Linked DNA regions of Homo sapiens: regions 2 and 3 are each linked to region 1. The links are chromatin loops, found by intact Hi-C in ENCODE. Cell type or tissue: heart right ventricle. All regions are shown on one strand. Links, peaks and the distances in the headings refer to the core of each region. The heading gives the core; the rest is flanking DNA. Region 1 overlaps CRYL1 (crystallin lambda 1). Region 2 holds the start of LOC107984553 (a long non-coding RNA gene). Region 3 overlaps IL17D (interleukin 17D).

What was found. Peaks named below come from ENCODE experiments on the same cell type or tissue, not always from the same donor. Only the 100,000 strongest peaks of a DNase experiment are listed, where the experiment ranks them.
Region 2: a loop joins it to region 1, with 6 times the contacts of the local background. A loop is called at or near these places in 71 of 110 quality-filtered maps.
Region 3: it touches region 1 in a loop (4-fold over the local background); 70 of 110 quality-filtered maps call a loop at or near these places.

Annotation. Positions count from the first base shown.
Region 1 is chr13:20,492,212-20,497,211 of GRCh38, forward strand. All of the region lies in intron 2 of CRYL1 (crystallin lambda 1), which reads right to left. Among named protein-coding and RNA genes, the nearest start is that of CRYL1, 31 kb to the right of the region's middle. RefSeq lists an enhancer at 1,131-1,630. In heart right ventricle, for the core only: CTCF peaks have their summits at 634, 3,103 (motif pointing right) and 3,309; a DNase peak (open chromatin) is centred at 3,070; H3K4me3 peaks cover 752 bases; H3K27ac peaks cover 1,388 bases.
Region 2 is chr13:20,178,465-20,188,549 of GRCh38, forward strand. It overlaps LOC107984553 (a long non-coding RNA gene), which reads right to left and starts at 7,727. Exons shown (of 3, transcript XR_001749956.2): 1 at 6,988-7,727; 2 at 1,329-1,517; 3 at 492-674. It overlaps GJB2 (gap junction protein beta 2), which reads right to left. Exons shown (of 2, transcript NM_004004.6): 2 at 9,006-10,085. It also overlaps the pseudogene PPIAP28. In heart right ventricle, for the core only: a CTCF peak has its summit at 3,984 (motif pointing right); a DNase peak (open chromatin) is centred at 3,947; H3K27me3 peaks cover 706 bases.
Region 3 is chr13:20,710,569-20,715,568 of GRCh38, forward strand. All of the region lies in intron 1 of IL17D (interleukin 17D), which reads left to right. Among named protein-coding and RNA genes, the nearest start is that of IL17D, 9.4 kb to the left of the region's middle. In heart right ventricle, for the core only: a CTCF peak has its summit at 2,212 (motif pointing right); DNase peaks (open chromatin) are centred at 2,213, 3,422 and 4,293; H3K4me3 peaks cover 1,907 bases; H3K27ac peaks cover 2,723 bases.

The DNA of each region.
Region 1 (5,000 bases), core at 1-5,000:
TAGTATGTTTTGATCCATCTTTGAAAATGTTGTTACACAACTCTGTAAACATACTATAAAACCACTGAATTGGACGTGTCAAATGAGTCAATTGTATGACATGTAAATTTATCTCAATAAAGCAGTAGCATTAATATCTTATTGCTACTGTAACAAATTATCACAAACAGTGGCTTAAACAATACAAATGTATTATCTTACAGTTCTAGAGGTCAGAAACCCCAAGTAGACTAACATCAAAGCGTCAGCAGGGAACGCACTCTTTCTGGAGGTTTCAGGGAGAATGCATTCCTGGCCTGTCTCAGCTTCTAGAGGCTGCCTGCATCCGTGGCTCATGACCCCTTCCCCCTCCATAGCCAGCCAACCCTGCCCCACCTGTTTCTGCCATCATGTCTCCTTCCTCCTTTATCCCTCTAAGGACCCATGTGATTACACCAGGCCAAGCCAGCTATTCCAGGATAATCTCCCCATCTTGCCATTCTTAATTCAATTACATCTGCAACGTCCCATTTGCCATGTAAAGTTCTGGCTCATCCAAAGCTATGCCAAAAATCTGGACATCTAACTGTGGTTGCAGGTATATTGTTCTGAGGATGATATGCAATTTGCTCCTGCCAGGCACTTGGGGGTGCTACCAACCAAGGAACCAATCTGAATTCTTGGCTTGGGGGTTTTCCAGATGACACAGGTAGTATGAATTTGAGGATTGCTCTATGGTTATAAATTCTCAGAGAAACTCTTCCTCCCCTCCACTCAGAGTCAATGCCCCCACCGGTGACCCTCCATTTAGGGGATCCAAGTTCTCTTTTTCGCCAATGATGTAGCTGTTAGAGAACTCTAGCTTCTGTCAGAGATCTCCAATTAGATTCCCATCTTGCACAGACTCGGGTTGGCTGTTACAATCGAAGCTCTAGATTAGCAAGACTGAGCAGCCGCCAGCTGTGGCTGTCAAGCACCCCTTGGAACTGGTGCTCCGAGGCAGGCCTCTGAAATTCTCCATTACCTTCTTGCCATGTGAGCTTACTACCATGACTTCCACGGACTGGACCCCACATGTGAATCTGGGCCAATGGCAGAGGCCCATAGGCAGCCGGTGGTGGCTGCAGTAACCAGCCCAAGGGAAGCCTGAGCCCTATAGCGACAGGGCGGTCAGAAATGCAGACCCAGGCCAGGCGCGGTGGCTCACACCTGTAATCCCAGCACTTTGGGAGGCCGAGGTGGGCAGATTACCTGAGCTCAGGAGTTTGAGACCAGCCTGGCAAACATGGTGAAACCCCGATTCTACTAAAAATACAAAAATTAGCCAGGTGAGGCTGCACATCCCTGTAATCCCAGCTACTTAGGAGGCTAAGGCAGGACAATCACTTGAACCTGGGAGGTGGATATTTCAGTGAGCCGAGATCACGCCACTGCACTCCAGCCTGGGCGACAGAGCTAAACTCCATCAGAAGAAGAAGAAGAAGAAAGAAGGAGAAGGAGAAGGAGAAGAAATGCAGACTTCCACAGTGGGCAGACTGGTTGAGGGCAGGAAGGAGCAACAGAAACACAGCCCGTAGTGGAGTCACCATGACCACAGGCCATAAAAAGTCAGGACTTTAGAAAAGGACACAGCCACCCTATAACTGCTGTGAGCTGCCAGAGCCACTGGCTGACTATCAGAGGCTCAGGTGTCCCCTGAACAATGTCTGTTTCTGCGACAAAGATGCAGCCGCAGAGATGGTGTCCTGTATCTCTTACTCCCTCGCCTGGTATCACAATCAACCCTCATCAAGAGCAGAAATCAGAGTACCCTGTCCTTTATAGCCTGAAAGGGCCTAGCGCAGACTTTGTTTGGAGATTACAACACATTTGAATTTTTCAGTTTTTAACTATACGATTTATATAAGTTTGACCTGCAGCAGTGGCTAAGCCTTGGAGTCAACATTGGTAAAAGACAACCACACTGCCCATAAACACAACCAGAAGAAAAACATTCATATGGCAGAAGAGCTATTTGTAGCTACCAAGCAAAAACTCACTTCAGCTTAATTGAAAGTTTTTTGTGTTACGGAGGAATAAGTGAGATGTTTAATACTGCGCCCATTGCTTTTCTAAGACTATTTCCTTTTCATAATTTATTTAAGAAATTTTAAATGTAGAAAGAATAATAAACATCCTCATCTCTCCACCCTCCAGAACTAACCACCGCCAATCCTCTTTGTCACTTTTTAAGTAAACAAAACCTAAATGAATCTCTTAGCGCCATCATCCCAGCCTCACCCAACCATCTTTCCACTGAACACACACAGGGTCTCTGGATGCCAAGGTCTGGGAACATAGTGAGTAACCATTGCATCCTTTAGGAAACTATGTCTGAGCGCCTGATGTGCTCAAAGCACCTGCTCCAAGCCTTAGTAGGCCAGCTGTGCGTCTTCAAACCTTTCCACTAATCCAAAGCAAACTTTTAGCCTTTTTTCCCAAAAGTACTGCATGAGATTAGACAGATAATGGGAGAACAGGAGTCTCTTGTTCCTCGATCCTCCAGGGACCACCCCGGAATGAGAATGTCCCATGGAGACAGCAAGCAGTGGCAAGAAAAGACACAACCACTCGCCTCTTTCAGAGCAGACTCAGGCTGAGGAATGTGCAGTGGTGGTTCTGCCTCAGGCCCTTCCTCCCTGGGCAGCACACACAGGTAGGACAGAGAACCTGGGCATGAGGGAGAGACACGGTCACACATGAACCCATCAGCCAACTGCAAACTCCAGGACCCTGCTGTGTGGTCCCGAGGGACGTCCAGTGAAAGCTGCGGAGGAGCTTCCGACATCTGCAGACAGACCCCTGTGTTCTCTTTAGGGCCAACAAATCCACATGCCACAAATCAAACCCAGCCTTTTGGCAACATTTTGTCCCAGTTAGATTAATTCCAATTTTTTTTATTCTTTTGGAAGAACTTCTGCATCAAGCTTTGTAGAAGACGTACATAAACACCTAGAAAAGATGTGCCAATCAACCGGGATTTTCAAATGCCACACACATACCAGGCTGTGGCATTGCCACACTTAACAGTTAACGTCAGGTTAGAGGCACTAGTAGAAGGCTGCAATGTGCCAGTTCTACCTCTAGAGGTCAGCCTAACACTAGGACTCAAAATACTGGCTCCTAACCAGTAAAGTTAAATTTTTACTTAAAATTAGAGAAAAGGAAATGTTAACAATTCTCACGGTAGGACAGGGTATGGGTGATTTTAATTTTTTTTAATGTTTCTATCTTTGAAATGTACTCAAAAGGAGCATGTATTTATTTTTAAAAAAGACTGAAGAAATTGGAACCTTGTGCACTGATGATGGGAATGTGGAAACGGCACAGCTGCTGTGGAAAACGTATGGTGGTAACTCAAAAAGTTAAAAATAGAGCCACCATATGATCCAGGAACCCCACTGCTGTGCATATATCCAAAAGAACTGAAGCGGGATCGCAAAGAGAGATTTGCACAGTCATGTTCCTAGCAGTGTTGTCAACAACAGAAGAAGCAAGCAATCCAAAAGTCCACCAACAGATGGAGGGATAAACAAAACATGGTTTCACACCTACGGTGGAATCTTATTCGGCCCCACAGGGGAAGGAAGTCCTGTCATATGTCATATGCCAGGCTGGAGTGCAGTGGCGCAGTCTCAGCTCACTACAACCTCCCCCTCCCGGCTTCAGGCGATTCTCCTGCCTCAGCTTCCCAAATAGCTGGGACTACAGGAATGCACCACCACACCCAACTGATTTTTGTATTTTTTAGTGGAGACGGGTTTTCACTCTATGTTGGCCAGGCTGGTCTTGAACTCCTAACCTCAGGTGATCCACCTGCCTTGGCCTCCCAAAGTGCTGGGATTACAGGTGTGACCCACCTCGCCCGGCCTAGGATGAACTTTTTACTTAACATTATGCTTAAGTGAAATAAGCCAGACACAAAAGGACAGATGCCATATGACTCCACCTACAACAGGTACCCAGAGCAGTCAAACTCACAGTGACAGAAAGTAGAATGGTGGATGCCAGGGGCTGGCAGAGGCACAAAAGAAGAGTTGTTTAATGGGCACAGAGTTCAGTTTTACAAGATGAAAAAGCTCTGCAGATTGCACAACCATGTGAACGTACTTAATGCTACTCAACTATTATACACGTTAAAATGGCAAAGATGGCCAAACTTCATGAGAACTAGAATTTAGAAATAAGTCGATTTAGGGTATAACAAGCTCATAGATTTTACAGAATGACTTAGAAAATCGTTTTGGCTAGTATATTCCCGTTAATTCATGCAATAATCTAGGTCCTGGACTTTGAATTACACACAGTAACATAAAGCACATCTATTTATCTCTGCTCCCTCCAGAAACCTTAGTAAAACCAGGCTAATAATGGATCTTTTTTTAAAAGCATAGACCTGTGCCTGGTGTGGTGGCTTACACCCATAATCCCAACACTTTGGGAGGCCGAGGCAGGCAGATCAGATCTCTTGTGCTCAGGAGTTTGAGACCAGCCTGGGCAACATGGCAAAAAGGCTGAGGTAGGAGGATCACTTGAGCCCCCGAGGTGGAGGCTGCAGTGAGCAGAGATCATGCCACTGCACTCCAGCCCGGGCACCAGAGCAAGACCCCGTCTCAAAAAAAAAAAAAAAAAGTGTAGGCCCACAAGGTCAGAGATTATTGGGAGACAAAATGGACAAAATATGCTAATTTTTTGGAAAATTGGAAATCATGCAAAAGTAGTCAGGTAAATGATTGAATGAGGTGGAGAAAGCTAAAACTTAGGCATGGGGTTAAGGAAAATGCCAACGAAAAGCAAGTCGCAATAGCTCCTGAGAGACGTGGAAAAGGTCAGAATCTGCAGGTACCAAAGAGGACACAGTGTGAATGAGGAGTGGGAGGTGACAAGAGTTTACTGAAAGCGGTGCCACTACTAAAGAAATCCAACCACAATAGGCCAGACACAAGAGGCCGTTGGGGGGTGCTACAGATACCAGGGGCTTC
Region 2 (10,085 bases), core at 943-5,942, 310 kb before region 1:
CTCCCACCTCAGCCTCCTGAGTAGCTGGGACTACAGGCATGAGACATCATGTCTGACTGATTTCTGGACCCATTTTTGTAGAGCTGGAGTTTCGCTATATTGCCCAGGCTGGTCTCAAATTCCTAGGCTCGAGTGATTCCCCCACCTCAGCCTCCCAAAGTACTGAGATTACAGGCATGAGCCATGGTGCCCGGTCTGGAGACTTACTTGTTTTTATTTCCCACTGCACAGATATAAAAATATAGTCACCTTGGAGTCTTTCCTCTCTCTCTCTCACCCTTTTTTACTTATCTATTGACAAGTCATGATTTTTTTTGTATTTAGTTTTTGTTTCATAATCATAAACTTAACTCTTCAATCTGGCTAGAAGTGGAGGAGAATTAAAAAAAGGAAGCTCCAAAAACTTCAGCAAGAGCATGAAAATTATAGGATATTATGAACAAATGGGTGGAAGTGTGCTCTCCTGAGCTACAGAAGGAATGCTCTGGTGATTAAGAGAAACACAAATCAAATTTATTGGAGTTGTCCACATTTGGCAATGGTGATCTTGCTGGTCTTGCTCTTCCTGGACCCAAAGCGCTCCATGGCTTCCATGATATTCATGCCTCCTTGCACCTTGCAAAGACCACCTGGCTGCTGGCCCACCACTCAGTTTTGGCAGTACAGATGAAAACCTGGGAACCATTTGTGTCGGGTCCAGCATTTGCCATGCACAAGATGCCAGGACCTGAATGCTTCAGGATGAAGTTCTCACCATCAAATTTCTGCCCATAGATGGACTTGCTGCCAGTGTCATGATGGCGTGTGAAGTCACCACCCTGGCACATAAGCCCTGGAATAATTCTGTGAAAGCAGGAGCCCTTATGGCCAAATCCATTCTCTCCAGACCTCACAGCATGAATGTTTCCTGCTATGTTTGGAACTTTGTCTGCAGCTAGCTCAGAAGAGATGTGGCTTAAGGGCTCAGCAATGTCATAAAACATGGCAGAATTGACCATGGCTGGTGGCAGGGGATCCTGGGGGCATTGGCAGCTACAAAGCCCATGATTGTTATTAAGATATTTAATATGTATTTTTCCATTTCTGCCACCAAATTTATTTGGCTACATGCTACTGTACTGCCTCAGGGTTATGTTTCTGGAGCGCAGCTCTGACTGTGTGGATTTCCAGCTGCGAAACACTCCAGGGCTTCTCATTATCCAGCAAGCAAACTCTGTCCTCTCTCTTTCTGCTTAGGGGCCTTCCTTGCTCCACCCCCAGTAAGTGAGACTTCTCTCCCTTTCAAGAGTGTGCCCTTCGCTCACTCTCGTCAATGTGAGCTATCTTACCTTCCTTTGCTGTCCTCTCCTGCAAGGTCTGAGAGCCCAGAACCGAGTTCCAGAGGACTTTATAACTCCCCTTGAGCCTCGCTGGACTGAGTTCGTGAGTCTGGAATTATGTGGTGTTCTTTCAGTTAGGCCATCCTTGAATTCACCTGAGTTTTCTCATAAACCTTCTGGCCTTTCCTGTGCTATTCTCTGGATGAACAAAATTAAGTCATTTTACAAAATTCTGACCACACATAACTAACACATAGAGTCAAAGTGCTGGACATTTGTAATTTCTAGCCTTTCCTTCTCCTTTGTGACCACATCTTCACTCCCCCAGGCCCATAAACATAGCTATTTTCCCATTCAGAATGAGCAGAGTAAGCCAAGAAGAAATCACTAAAACAGTAACAGCAACAAGGTGTTTCCCATAAGGACTGATTTTGCTTGCTGCTTCCTAGAGCATTGGAGTATGTTTTTGGGAACCCAAAGGTTGTCAAAGGCTCTGGAGGATGAAAATCCTATGAAAATATTCTCTCTTTGTGACTTTGAATTTTTCCTACCATTTCTACAACTAGAAGTTTGCTGGCTGGGGAGAACAAATTCTTCCAAGTTCTTATGTGCTTCTGGACATAGATGATGAGTATTATTAAAACTTCTACTTCTGTTTGGAATACGGATGAAAACTCCTAGACTAGATTACTAAATGAATTATAATTCATACCAGCTTTGGGAAATAAGTTGCCAAGGGGCTTAACGACACAGAGATTTAGATTTAGAGAAATATGAGATTTTCAAAGCTTGACATGGGTGCCTCTTCCTTTTATTACCATTCCTGAGAATACATTTTTTTTTTCTTGAGACAGAGTCTCACTCTGTCTCCCACACTGGAGTCCAGTGGTGCGATCACCAGTCACTGCAGCCTTGACCTCCCCCCGCTCAGGTGATGCTCCCATCTCAGCCTCCTGAGTAGCTAGGACTACAGGTGTGTTCCACCACACCCAGCTAATTTTTCTGGAGAATAACTTTAATGCATAATATTCTACCTAGTATGGGCTATAGAGAGTACTATAAATTTTTTTTTAAGATTAGGAAAGGGCAGTTCTAGCATGCCATTTGAATTTGAGGCAGAATAATTTTCTGGTCCTTCTCCCCTAAATAACTTGACCAGACTTGAATGTGATTGTTTTTCACAAGGAAGGGCAAGGCCCAGCTGTGTGCTCAGACCTGTCCTCTTAGTTTAATGTTTATGGTTAATGTGCATGGGCTTAGGAGTTTATTTCAGTGCATTATAGTGCTAATAAAATAGGATAGAGACATTAACAGGGTTTGATGTGTGTCTGAGTTCAGAACGCATCTTAACATGCTTGATCGCAATCAATGTCTTTCAATGCAGCCCATCCATTGTCTCTTGTGTTAAAAGATCTTTTTTCACTTTTTTCATTAAAAATTGTAGTAAATGCACATGTGCACACACACATAACATAAAATTTACCATCTTAACTATTTTTAGGTGCACAGTTCAGTGGCATTAAGTACATTCACACTGCTGTGCAACCATTACCACCAAGCGTCTCCGGGAACATTTCCAACTTCCCAAATAGAAACGCTGTACTCATTAGACAACTCCCAATCCCCTCTCCTCCCAGCCCCTGGCAACCACTCCATTCTCTTCCTCTATGAATTGGACTGCTGTGAGTATCTAAGTGGAATTATACATATTTGTCCTTTGTGTCTGGCTTATTTAACTTAGCATGATGTCCTCAAGGTTCATCCATGTTGTAGCATGTGTCAGAAATTCCTTCCTTTTTAAGGCTGAATAACATTCCATTGCATGCATAGACTACATTTTGCTTCTCTGTCCATTCGCTGATGGGCACTTGGGCTCCTTCCACCTCTTGGCTGTTGTGAACAGAGCTGCAATGAACATGGATGTACAAATATCTGTTCACATTGAGATCTCTCTCCTTTGGAAAAGGCAGGGCAAATGTGAAAAAAAAATCATACTTTCCTGATTTATTGTGACTCAAAATTTCCCAAACCTACTTCTTATTTTTGAAAAGTAGATGTCACAATTAGTAAAAATCCTGAAAATTTTGAGTGAAATATGTTAGGTGATTTCCCTTCGTAAGAATATAAAAGAAGTAAAATAAAATGATGCTGAATCTTTAGAGAGCTTCCATGTTTACATTAGATGTTGATTTAAACATTTTTCTAAATAAGAGATTTTCCCCTCGTGGATGAGTGTCAAGAAATAATCCGACGTCATAGCATTTATAGTCCTAGATAGTAAAATTTCAAAATCCAAGGATCAGAATAGTTAGAGAAACCTGAGAAAAACCTAAATAAGGACCTGTAAAAAGCTACTAACTACAACCACGAGATTATAGATGTTTGCTGATATTGTTCTCAGTTTGGTTATTGTGTTGTTTATGAATGAAAGTAGTGTATGTTTGTGTGAATTTTTGTTTTTAATTTTTTATGAGTGCCCTAACAAAGATTACAAATTGGGAATACAAACTCCAGAGCAATGGAGACAGTGACACTTTTGTGGAGGGGTACATGTGGCTGTTCGGGTGGTTATTAACACAGGCTGCTGCCCCTGCCCTGCAATGGGAATCCCCAGGGCATTGGAGGATTCAACCTCTTGCAGTTACCTCTTGTAAGACAGCAGATGGCAGCAGAGAGAGGCTTTGCACATCCCTGCAGGTTCTAGTTTGCACAAAGGGCTTCTGAGAGACCTATCAACCAATTATAACATCAAGTGGCAAAAAGAGTCCTTGATAAGTTATTTCGCTTCTCAAAGAAACCGAAAACGCCAAACTAATCACTAGTCTTGTTTTTTTTTTTCCTGGCAAAAGCCTGCTATCTTTCATGATTTAGCTTTCATGAAATTGTTCCTGAAGACCCCCAAAAGAAACAATTTCATGCCCCGAACTCTGTTCAGAGACTTTGCTGTGCCTGTCATGTCCAGCTTGCCATATCCTGTTTTGTAAAGTAGCCACCTTATATACACACCTGCTGTCTGCACTGTGACCTCCTTTCAAAATCATCTTTGGTTCTTCAGAGGCCTGGAATAATGCTCTGCCCAGATGAAGATCTCCGTAAATGTGTTTTTGAAATGGCTAATCAAATAATGGATACCCTTAGGTATTTTTGCAGAAACACTTGACAGCCTTCCATAATATCCCTACTATGAAATGGAAACTTGTGAATGAGATGTGGCTAAGTACTTTATCCATAAAACTCCAAACTTGAATCATGTTGGTAAGTGAACTGATGTTAAGCTAGCAGGAAATTGTTGGTGGCATTCCTTATTCAACATTTTTATTGGCTTAAGTGACCATAGAGAAAGCACGCTCATGAAACTGACAGATGACATAAAGTTGGAATGAATTGCTAATAAACTGAAGACAGGGTTCAAAAAGATCTGGATGGACCAGAAGGATGAGCCCAAACCAGCAAGATGAAATGTAACAGGGACAATGCAAAGCCCTGAATTTAGGTTAGAAAAATGGGGGTGGGGGGGCGGCACCTGGGCCACAGAGCAAGACTCCATCTCAAAAAAAAAGAAAGAAAAATGGGGGGAAGGGTAGACTTTGTGAAAAATGGGAGACAATGCTACTATCACTTAACAAGGAGATGGTTCAGTAACATTCGATGGGACATTGTACATTGTTAAAAGAACAAATTTCTATACATGGTGACATGAAAGGATTTCCTTTTTGTTTTTGTTTGTGGGTTTTTTTGTTTGTTGTGTTTTTTTGAGATGGAGTCTCCCGCTGTTGCTCAGGCTGGAGTGCAATGGTGCAGTCTTGGCTGACTGCAACCTCCACGTCCTGGATTCAAGAGATTCTCCTGCCTCAGTCTCCCAAGTAGCTGGGACCACAGGCATGCACCACCATGCCTGGCTAACTTTTGTATTTTTTTAGTAGAGAAGGGGTTTCACCATGTTGGCCAGGCTGGTCTCAAACCCCTAACCTCAAGTGATCCATCCACCTCGGCCTCCCAAAATGCTGGGATTACAGGCGTGAGCCACCACACCTGGCCAGACCTAGAAGGATTTCTAAGACATATTACTAAATGGGAAACAATCATAGAAAAAATGATGTAAGAAATGCAAACCAACATGGTCACGTATGTGTTGTGTGTCTATGTATATAAGTATGAGTATATTCAATTGCACAGGGGAAAAGTCTGGAAGGATATAATCCAGATGTTAACACTGAAACTTCCAAGCAGGGGAGTGAAATGAGACTTTCACTTTTGACTTCGTATACTCCTGTATTATTTAAGTGAAAATGTATTTATATATTCTATAATTACAAAAATCACATTGGTTGCCTTTTCATTTTGAAATGAGCAAAAGTGACAGGGCTGTTAAAAAGCTAAGTCACTTGAGCAATAACGTGATGTCCAGAACAGTGGTTCCATGGCTCAGCCATGTCGGGGGCTGCACTGAGGACAGGGGGCCATCTGCCTTCTAGGAGGACACTGTGGACTGGAATATTGTTCCTGCCTTGAGGAGGAGTCTCCCAGCACAGTTACTGCTGCTTGACTGTCAGAGCATGCGTTTTCTTAGGGAAGTTGAAGGCAGCCTGTATCTAGTAAGGTGGTATGCAGTAGTTGCTTAATGCTGAATGTGTGAAGGAATGTGGGGCTGTGGAGCAGGAGGATAAAGTCTGAACTTGGACCTGTTGTTCTCAGCTATTCGAAGCTTTCTCAAGTGGAAAATAGACTGACTTTGGGTCCATCAGAGGGCAGAACAAATGCTGGAGAGCAGATGCTAGAATTCCGTCTTAAAACCATGAATCCTTACAGCGGCCTGCGTGGCCTGCGCCATCTGTCCCAGCCACGCCCTCCTTGGCCCCATCTCCCCCTTTCTCGCCCTGACTCTTTGGCATCCTGGCCTTTCCGTCTCACTGGGATGCTTCCCTAAGAGACTCGTGTGGTTTGCTGCCCTGTATCCTCCGGATCTCCTGACCACCCTATGTTAGTTACATTGCAATTTCCCGTTTCCCTCATGACGTCTTATTTTCCTCCATTTAAATTACCTGCAGCAGGTACCACCTACAGGGATCTGTTGAGAGTCGGCCTCCTTCAATGTGAAGCCTGATGTTTTGTTCTGTTCACAGCTATGCCCCCAGCCCCTAACAGTTGGTGGCAGTCAGTAAATATTGCCTGGGAAAACGAATCATTAGCCATGTGCAGAAATGGAACAGCGTCTCACCAAGTTGGGGTTGCCCCTGGACCCTGTGAACACTGGGGCAGCTGGGGTGTTCCTACTGTGCTTGTTACCGGCTTCAGGAATCAAATGCACTAGAGAATTGTAGAAGTGCGGTCCACATCCTCTGTGTGGTAGGACCAGCTGCTGTTGGCCTCTGAGCAGGATCTCTTACCTCTCTGAGCAGTGCCTTCCTGTTGCCCTCAGCAAGAATAACACTAACAGCCTAGGACTTCAGAGCACTGCTGCGAGGTGCAAATGAGGTGATATGGGAAAAGCATTTGGTGAGATGTATGGAAAGTGTAGAGACCCTGACCAGATGAGTCAATGGCCTTCTTCGTTACTCTGTTGACCTTTCTTTAATTACAGAGTCGCATAGCTGTCACCACCTTATCCTTTTTTGCTGCTATATTTGCCCCCAGCCATTCCTCTCCCGGCTTATGTGGCTAGACTCACCTGCCTGTGCTGCAGTTACTCCAGGCTTTGTGTAAATGTGCATTTTTTTCCAGCCCCCAGTTTATCAAGCTTTGCTTGAGTCACTTGTATCTGAAATACCATCTGTCACTCTTCCAGGTTGGGATCTGTCTAGTGGAAAACAGATGACAGTCATATGTTACTTAGTGCTTTACTATGTGGAGAACGTTTACATAAATTATCTTATTTCATTGCCACTAAGCCGGGGAAAGATTCAGGAAACCCATTTTAAGATGAGGACACTGAGGTCAGGGTAAGTGAGTGAGCTTTTACCCACCTCTCAGCTGCTCTCTAGTTGTCAAAGACCAACCCGTGGGGGTGGCTCAGGCCCGACCCCTGCAGCATATTCCTTGGGGCCTCCCAAGTGGGCCCGATCTGCTCACCCCAGCTGTGACTGTCTTTTGACAGGAGGAGGGAGCAGCGAGGCTGCACCCACTGCTCATAAAAAGCAGAGCTTGTCCACGCCGAGGGCTCGGCTGGGTGGGAGGCCGCTTCCACAAGGCTTTTTCTTGCTCCATACAAAGTGCAGACTGATGCTTTGAGATATAGTCAGGATTATCATTTTCAGAGCTCAAGCTCTAATTTCCAGGCATGTGACCAGACCTCTCTATCCATTCCTACAAGTGGTCGAGAGTAGCCCATAATTATTTTGGCTTGGTCTTTTAATAGCTTGAGAGTAATAATCTACATAGCTTGTAGAAGTGAATGTACTTATTTTAAAAGTTCTGTGTTTTTTGATGTTGTTGTTGTTTGGGACAGGATCTTGCTGTCGCCTAGGCTGGAGTGCAGTGGCACAATCTCAGCTCACTGCAGCATGGACCTCCCAGGTTCAAGCAATCTTCCCACCTCAGCCTCCTGAGTAGCTGAGACTACAGGCACATGTTACCACGCCTGCCTGGCTAACATTTTTATTTTTTATAGAAACAATGTCTCCCTATATTGCCCAGGCTGGTTTTGAACTCCTGGGCTCAAGTGATCCTCTCGTCTCAGCCTCCCAAAGTGTTGGGATTATAGGTATAAGCCTCTGCACCCAGCTTAAAAAATCCTATTTTCACAGTCTATGTGCAGAGCATTTTGGAAGTCAGGTAGAAACCATTTCCCATTTTCTATTACCTGGGTGATAGTTGACTGGTTTTTGTTCTTTGAAATCCATTTTAAAAGTGTATGGTCCTCTATGAAAATACTTCTAATTATTGATGTGTGAAATGCTTTGAAATCCTTGGATGGAAATCTTGTACCATGAAAGAACAGAACTGTTGGTGGTGTCTCTGGGAGAGGCTCACGAGGGCCGGGCAAGCCTGTGGGGGTAGCAGGCAGTCACTCCCATGGGGACAGGCTGACCTGGCAGGCTTATTTCCCATGGAAGTGGGCACTGAGGAATAAAAAGCAGTTTCAGGCCAGGTGCGGTGGCCCATGCCTGTAATCCTTGCACTTTAGGAGACTGAGGCAGGGGGATCCCTTCAGCCCAGGAGTTCGAGACCAGACTGGGCAATATAGTGGGACCTCGTTTCTACAAAAAATGAAAAAATTAGTGGAGTGTGGTGGCACACTCCAGTGGTCCCAGCTACTTGGGACGCTGAGGTGGGAGGATCGCTTGAGCCTGGGAGGCAGAGGTTGCAGTGAGCCAAGGTCATGCTATGAGTAACATTTTGAAGGTCCACTTCTGGGATTCATCCAGGAGCTAAACGGGTCATGTCCAGCCAACTCAGCATTCACCAAGGTACGTTTCCAGACCAAACACCACATTGTCCATAGACTGATATGCCTCAAAAACCTGGTAGAGGTGGGCACGGGGTTAGGTAGAAATCATCTTCCTCCCTTCCTTCCCCACCAAACTTTCTGGTGACAGAAGCTTTTCTGTAACTGGGGCAGAATGGGGTCAGACACTCTGGCAACTTACCCATTGGTGTTATGAAATATAAAACATTAATGTATTTATATAAAAAGTGATAGATGAAATTAAAATTTGCTGTTCTATTAAAACCATATTAGATTTTAAATTATTATAGAGATTATATTTTAATGTTTTAAATGTATTTGATACATTACAAAATTATTTTAGTTACAAGCATATCATTAAAGCTATTCTTTATTATTACAAAATGCTTTTACAATGCTATTCTTGACAACAGGAAAATACTTACCCTCACTGAAATATGTGGAGTACCATTTTTTGGAAACCATGTCAAGCATAATGGCAATATTCAGGTTCAATCTTCCTATAGATCTGCTCAATATTTATCTAAACCTTAGCTTCTATTCTTTTCACATGTTATTAGCTATATTTTCACTTAAAAAATTGGAGGCTGAAGGGGTAAGCAAACAAACTTTTGAAGTAGACAAAGCTCATCTTTAATCAACAGACTTTAGAGTCCAGTCTTTCCAAATCTGTTTTTAACGACAGAAACTTCTCCCTCCCCTGCCCCATTTTGTCCTCCCCATTAAATGGTACTGTGTCAATAAAATTCCCAAGCGACCTCTTTAAATCAGCGTTCTTTCCGATGCTGGCTACCACAGTCATGGAAAAGGGAGATGTGTTGGACAGGCCTGTCATTACAGGTAGTAGTTGGTGGTACATCCAGTCTGTATTTCTTACACAAAATTACATCTAAATATTTGACATGAGGCCATTTGCTATCATAAGCCATCACTAGGAACTTCTAGTCTGTCTCACTCGATTGAGGCTACAATGTTGTTAGGTGCTATGACCACAATGAATACAACAGACAGCCTCTCAGCTGTGCTGCAAAGTATTCATAACCAAAAGACCATATTTCAAATTAAATCATAGTAGCGAATGACATACCATTTACATATTACAATCTGAGCCTCTGAAACAGGGGGAACATATAATGGTATCCAGAACATCTTTACATCAAAATAACCTATCATACTACAAAGTTTTCACTTCCAAAAAGTGTAACAGAGTTTAAGGCACTGGTAACTTTGTCCACTGTTAGAGATTAAAACTTCCAAAGCAAATGAAAGAACCAATGTTCACCTTTAACGTGGGGAAAGTTGGCAAAAAGAACCCCAGGAGGACACCCAAACCTTCTCTGTGTCCTCTGTGGAACCTGGCT
Region 3 (5,000 bases), core at 1-5,000, 220 kb after region 1:
CGGTGAGCTGAGATCGCGCCACTGCACTCCAGCCTGGGCAACAAAAGCAAAACTCTGTCTAAAAAAAAAAAAAAAAAAAAAAAAGAAACCCCAAAGATAAACACCTACCAGTACAGTACTCTGAATATTTTTTAACAGCTTATGTTTTCCAATTTTTGGTAGTCGTCTAAAGATAACTTTTCTCTAGGTTATGAATAATGTGCAATAATTTATTTTTAGGCCTTGTTACTTTCTTCTTTAACTCCTTTCCTCTGGACAATTTAAGAAACTACACCTAATTTATTTTACAGTAAACAACTCTATGGATAGCTGTAGTCGGGAGGTAAACAAAGAAAAGGACAAGGAGTGTCCTAGGCTATTTTCTGCTGCCATCACAGATACCACAGAGCGGGTAATTTATAAAGAGTACAAGTTGGCCAGGCGTGGTGGCTCACGCCTGTAATCCCAGCACTTTGGGAGGCTGAGGTGGGTGGATCATTTGAGGTCAGGAATTCAAGACCAGCCTGACCAACACGGAGAAACCCCAGCTCTACTACAAATACAAAATTAGCTGAGCGTGGTGGCACACACCTGTAATCCCAGCTACTCGGGAGGCTGAGGCAGGAGAATCACTTGAACTGGGGAGGTGGAGGTTGCAGTGAGCTGAGATCATGCCATTGCACTCCAGTCTGAGCAACAAGAGTGAAACTCTGTCTCAAAAAAAGAAAAAAAAAAGTACAAGTTGATTTGGCTCATGGCTCTGGAGGCTGGAAAGCCCAAGGGTCTGGTGCTGGCATCTGGTGAGAGTCGTCCCACGCTGGAAGGTGGAAGCAAGTGACAGAGAGGGAAGGGCGGAACTCATCCTTTTACCAGGAACCCCTCCAAGGATGGCAGAGCCCTCCTGACCCAGTCACCTCTTCAAGGCCCCGCCTCCCACACTGTTACCATGGCAACTGAGTTTTTAACACATGAGCTGTTGGAGGGACACAGACCATAGCAGAGAGTAAAGGAGAGTAGGGAGAACAGGGGACAGGAGGTCAAGTAACTTTCAAATAGACACCCTAGGTCACCAACGGCATTCGAAGAGGCCATGAGACCCTCCCCAGCAGCCCAGTGCAGGTACGGTTCAGGTACCCCGGCTGAAGGAAGCCGGTATTTTCCTGTGGAGAACCCAAGTACCAGAATTTCAGCAGATGACATTGGGGAAGAGGGGAAATCACAAGAAAATAAATTCCCTTCAGGGATTTCATTTGAAAAGCGCCACCTTGGGATACAGATGTGGGATACAGACTGGAAGTCACCTGAATGACCGCCTATAGGCAGCTAGTCAGATAAAATGCTATACAGCTGTGAAGACTGGCGGCTCTCAGTGTACCTAAGGATATCCCCTACTTACTAAATGTGCCCAAGTTCAGCTTCCAGTTACCTGTGGGCAGTTCAGCAATGGCCCATTCACTGCGACCTGTTTCCCATGTGGGCTGTCCATTAATTATTCCACTTGACCGATATTGAAACCCAGGGTCACATTCATTCATCAAATATTGTCTAGGGGCTGGTGGGCAGGCCCCCTGGAATACAGCCAGGAACCACAGACCCTGACACTCCTCCTGCAGTCACAAGGTACTGTTCGCATCACTTTCTCTCCATCAAATCTTTTTTAAAAAATTTATCTAAGGGGTTATAACATTAGAGAAAGATTAGGAGTATAATGTTAGAGAAAGTTATCCTCACTACAGCTATCCTTCTTGTTAAGACACCAGGCCGGGTGCAGTGGCTCATGCCTGTAATCCCAGCACTTTGGGAGGCCAAGGCGGGTGGATCATATGAGGTCAGGAGTTCAAGACCAGCCTGACCAACATGGTGAAACCCCCATCTCTACTAAAAATACAAAATTAGCCGGGTGTGGTGGCGCACACCTGTAATCCCAGCTACTCAGGAGGCTAAGGCCAAGAGAATCGCTTGAACCCGGAAGGCGGAGGTTGCGGTGAGCCGAGATCGCGCCGTTGCACTCCAGCCTGGGTGACAGAGCAAAACTACGTCTCAAAAACAAACTCCCATTTATCCTCTACCCCTTTAACAAATGCATGTCTCTCTTTTATGCACTTTCAAATGTGTGTGCCGACGCTAAAAAAAAAAAAAAACCCCACCCTGCAGGCTGAGACCCCTGTGGTACGCGCGTCCCCACTGTCTTGAGCACCGGCTGGCGAAGGTGTCTGCAGCGGCGTCTCTGGCCGACAGGGGGCAGCACGGCGCCAGCGTCCTCGCCCAGCGCACTGGCTGCCCGGGCCGGCCCACCGCGTGGTCTGTGGAATTTGGGGATGGGAGGTGCTTTTCTTTCTTCTCTTTCTTTCTCTTTTTTCTTTTTTCCTTTCTTTTCTTTCCTTCCTTCCTCCCTCCCTTCTTTCCTTCCTCTCTCCCTCCCTCCCTTCTTTCCTTCCTTCCTTCCTCCCTCCCTCCCTCTTTCTTTTTTATAACGTTTTTCCTTGGGTCCCTGCTTCCAAACTGTGGGTTATTTTCTAATGTCTTAAAGCAAACTAAGCCACGCCTTCACGGAGTCTCTGCACATAGTACATGAGCACAGGTGCAGTGTCCTTTCGCCGCCATCCTCTAATGACAACGCTTTGTTGAGAAAACGAGGGCGTTAGAGAAAGGAAGAGTGAAGGACAGAGGGCTCTGCTGCCTGGCTGGGAAGGTCTCAGTCACAGCCTGTGAGACGGCCGGCGGGACATTGTTCATCCTCATTCATTCTTGGAGAAAAAGAGAAACTCATTGTTTAAAGCAGCTTATTTAAGAAATGTTGGTATTTTCCCCCTAAAATGTTTGTATGCTTAAATGACCTTGAACTGGCCAAGGTACAGCACAGACCCCGCTACTCCCCCCTTGCCCCAGCTTCTTAAAATACAGCAGGCTCTACTGCACCTATCACTGTTTCACAGGGTAAAAATAAAAGCATTGTCAGGAGCATTGTTATGGGATTAAAGTCTCTCGTTCTGAAAATAGGTATGTTCGTTTTGCTTTGATAGTTATTTTCCCCTTACTGCCTGGGTTTTACTTTAGCATTCTTAGAGTAACCAGGGATGATGATAATATTTCATTCCATCAGCGCCTCTTGCAATGCTCCTCACCTGAATAAAATGCATGTGCCCTAATGCCAACAGAATGATTTGGGCAAATTCAGGAAGTTCCCCACATGCCATGAAGTGAAATTCCTCATGGTGTCTGTCTTCCAGAAGTGACACATGAAAAACTGGCAATGAGCACACTGCTCACTAAATAAGAGGCCAAAGAGAAAAGAATCTACCGGAAACTCTTCCGGAATTAAAGAGTCCAGGCTCATGTTGTGATAGTGATTATTCCTCATAACCAGTGTTGTGGCGACAACTGACTCACTGGCGGTCGGGTGGACTCCCCCCTTGGTGCGCACAGGCGCCTGCCCCAAGGACAGACACTTCAAAGATGGCTCTGAACCCAGATTCTGCAGCTTCCCCCGGGCGGAGAGTTAAGCCACCCCGTGGGCATGAGTCGTGTTTTTCCTTTGAAGAGATGTTTCCCAGCTGCAATGAATGTGTGGCATTTGCCATGACAAAATAAAACCCTTCAAGAAATGTGGGTTCTCATTCTCATTTCTTTTTCTCCCTTTCCCTCTGTAAAACTTTTTTTTCTGAATTATCTTCCAAATTCTTTTCCAAAACATTAGTCTTTCTCTCCTCTTCCCCTACCTCCCAGATGAACGAATTTCCCCAGAATAAATGGATTTCCTTGTTGTAGCCTCACTGTTTACCAAGTGCCTGGCTGGCTGCTAAATAGCCACAAACCGCACACCGCATCTGTTATTACCGTGAGGCTTAGGCAGCTTGGCTGTGGGGGGCAGTGCGGGCGGCTGGGCTAACCCAGGAGAGCTGGAAGACTTTGGACAAGTCCGCTACTCTGTTGGTGCCTCAGTTTCCTCACGAGTGAGAGGAGAGGGTGGGCAGGCTAAGCCTTCTTTTTCCTAATAGCCCTGAGCCAGCTCAGTTGGCAGAGGAGCCGGGTTCATTCTGGAGCCCTGACCTTGATGTTAAGTTCAGGATTGCACCAAAGTCAACCTCAGTACCCAGACAGGGCAGGACTGACCGCTAGTTCTCCTTGGCCTGGGGAAGCCAGTGGGGATCCGTGCCCTGGGCAGACCTCATTGCTATCCCAGGCTGATTTTTCCATGTCCTGTTTCATGAGAAATGCACGACTGATGTTTTCTTGTGGGGGCCAGAAAAGCATTTTTCAGAGCTTCTTGGCAGCACATATTGAAGATCTTTGGCTCCCTGGGGCCTTAGCTCATGGAAGGAGGGTGGAGCTGATGGGTCTGCTGGCCATGGCTTGGCAACAGGGAAGCTGTTTGTGGTCTCCAGTTACTCCCTGGCCAGCCACCAGAGCCCTACTATACCCGGCCCTGGCCCCACAGCCGTCCTGGCTGCACATAGTGCTTCCAATGTGGTGGTCCTGCCCCTTCCTTCCCCTGTGGTCTCAAAACCATTCCCCCTCCCAGCTGCTGGGCTTGCTCCAAAGGGAAAGTGAGAGATCGGAAGGCTAACACAAACCTGTCTTCGTGACTCATTACTTCTCTTAAACATAGAGACCAACTGGTCTATACCAGGGCTGTCTATTAGAATTATCTGGGGAGGTTTTAAAAAAGACCAGCCCCCCGCTCCACTCTAGAGCAATTGAATCAGAATCTCTGGGGGTGGGGGGGACACTGATTACTATTTTTTATAAGCTCATTTGTGTGCCTCCAGGGAAGCCATCCCATTGGCAACACTGATTGCTTACTGGGTTAATAATGACCTTATGTACTCATTAGAGGAAATGTAGAAGTCCTGGGCCGGTATGGTCATGAAATTCACACCCACTTGGGAAATGCAATCATCCAGTTGTTTGCCATCAGCTGCAAATCGATAGATAGATCCGAGCTTAGCCAATGGCTAGCTAGCCTTTAGGGATAGCGCTTACGTTGTTGACTGTGCAGCCAGAAATGGGTTTCTGCTGAT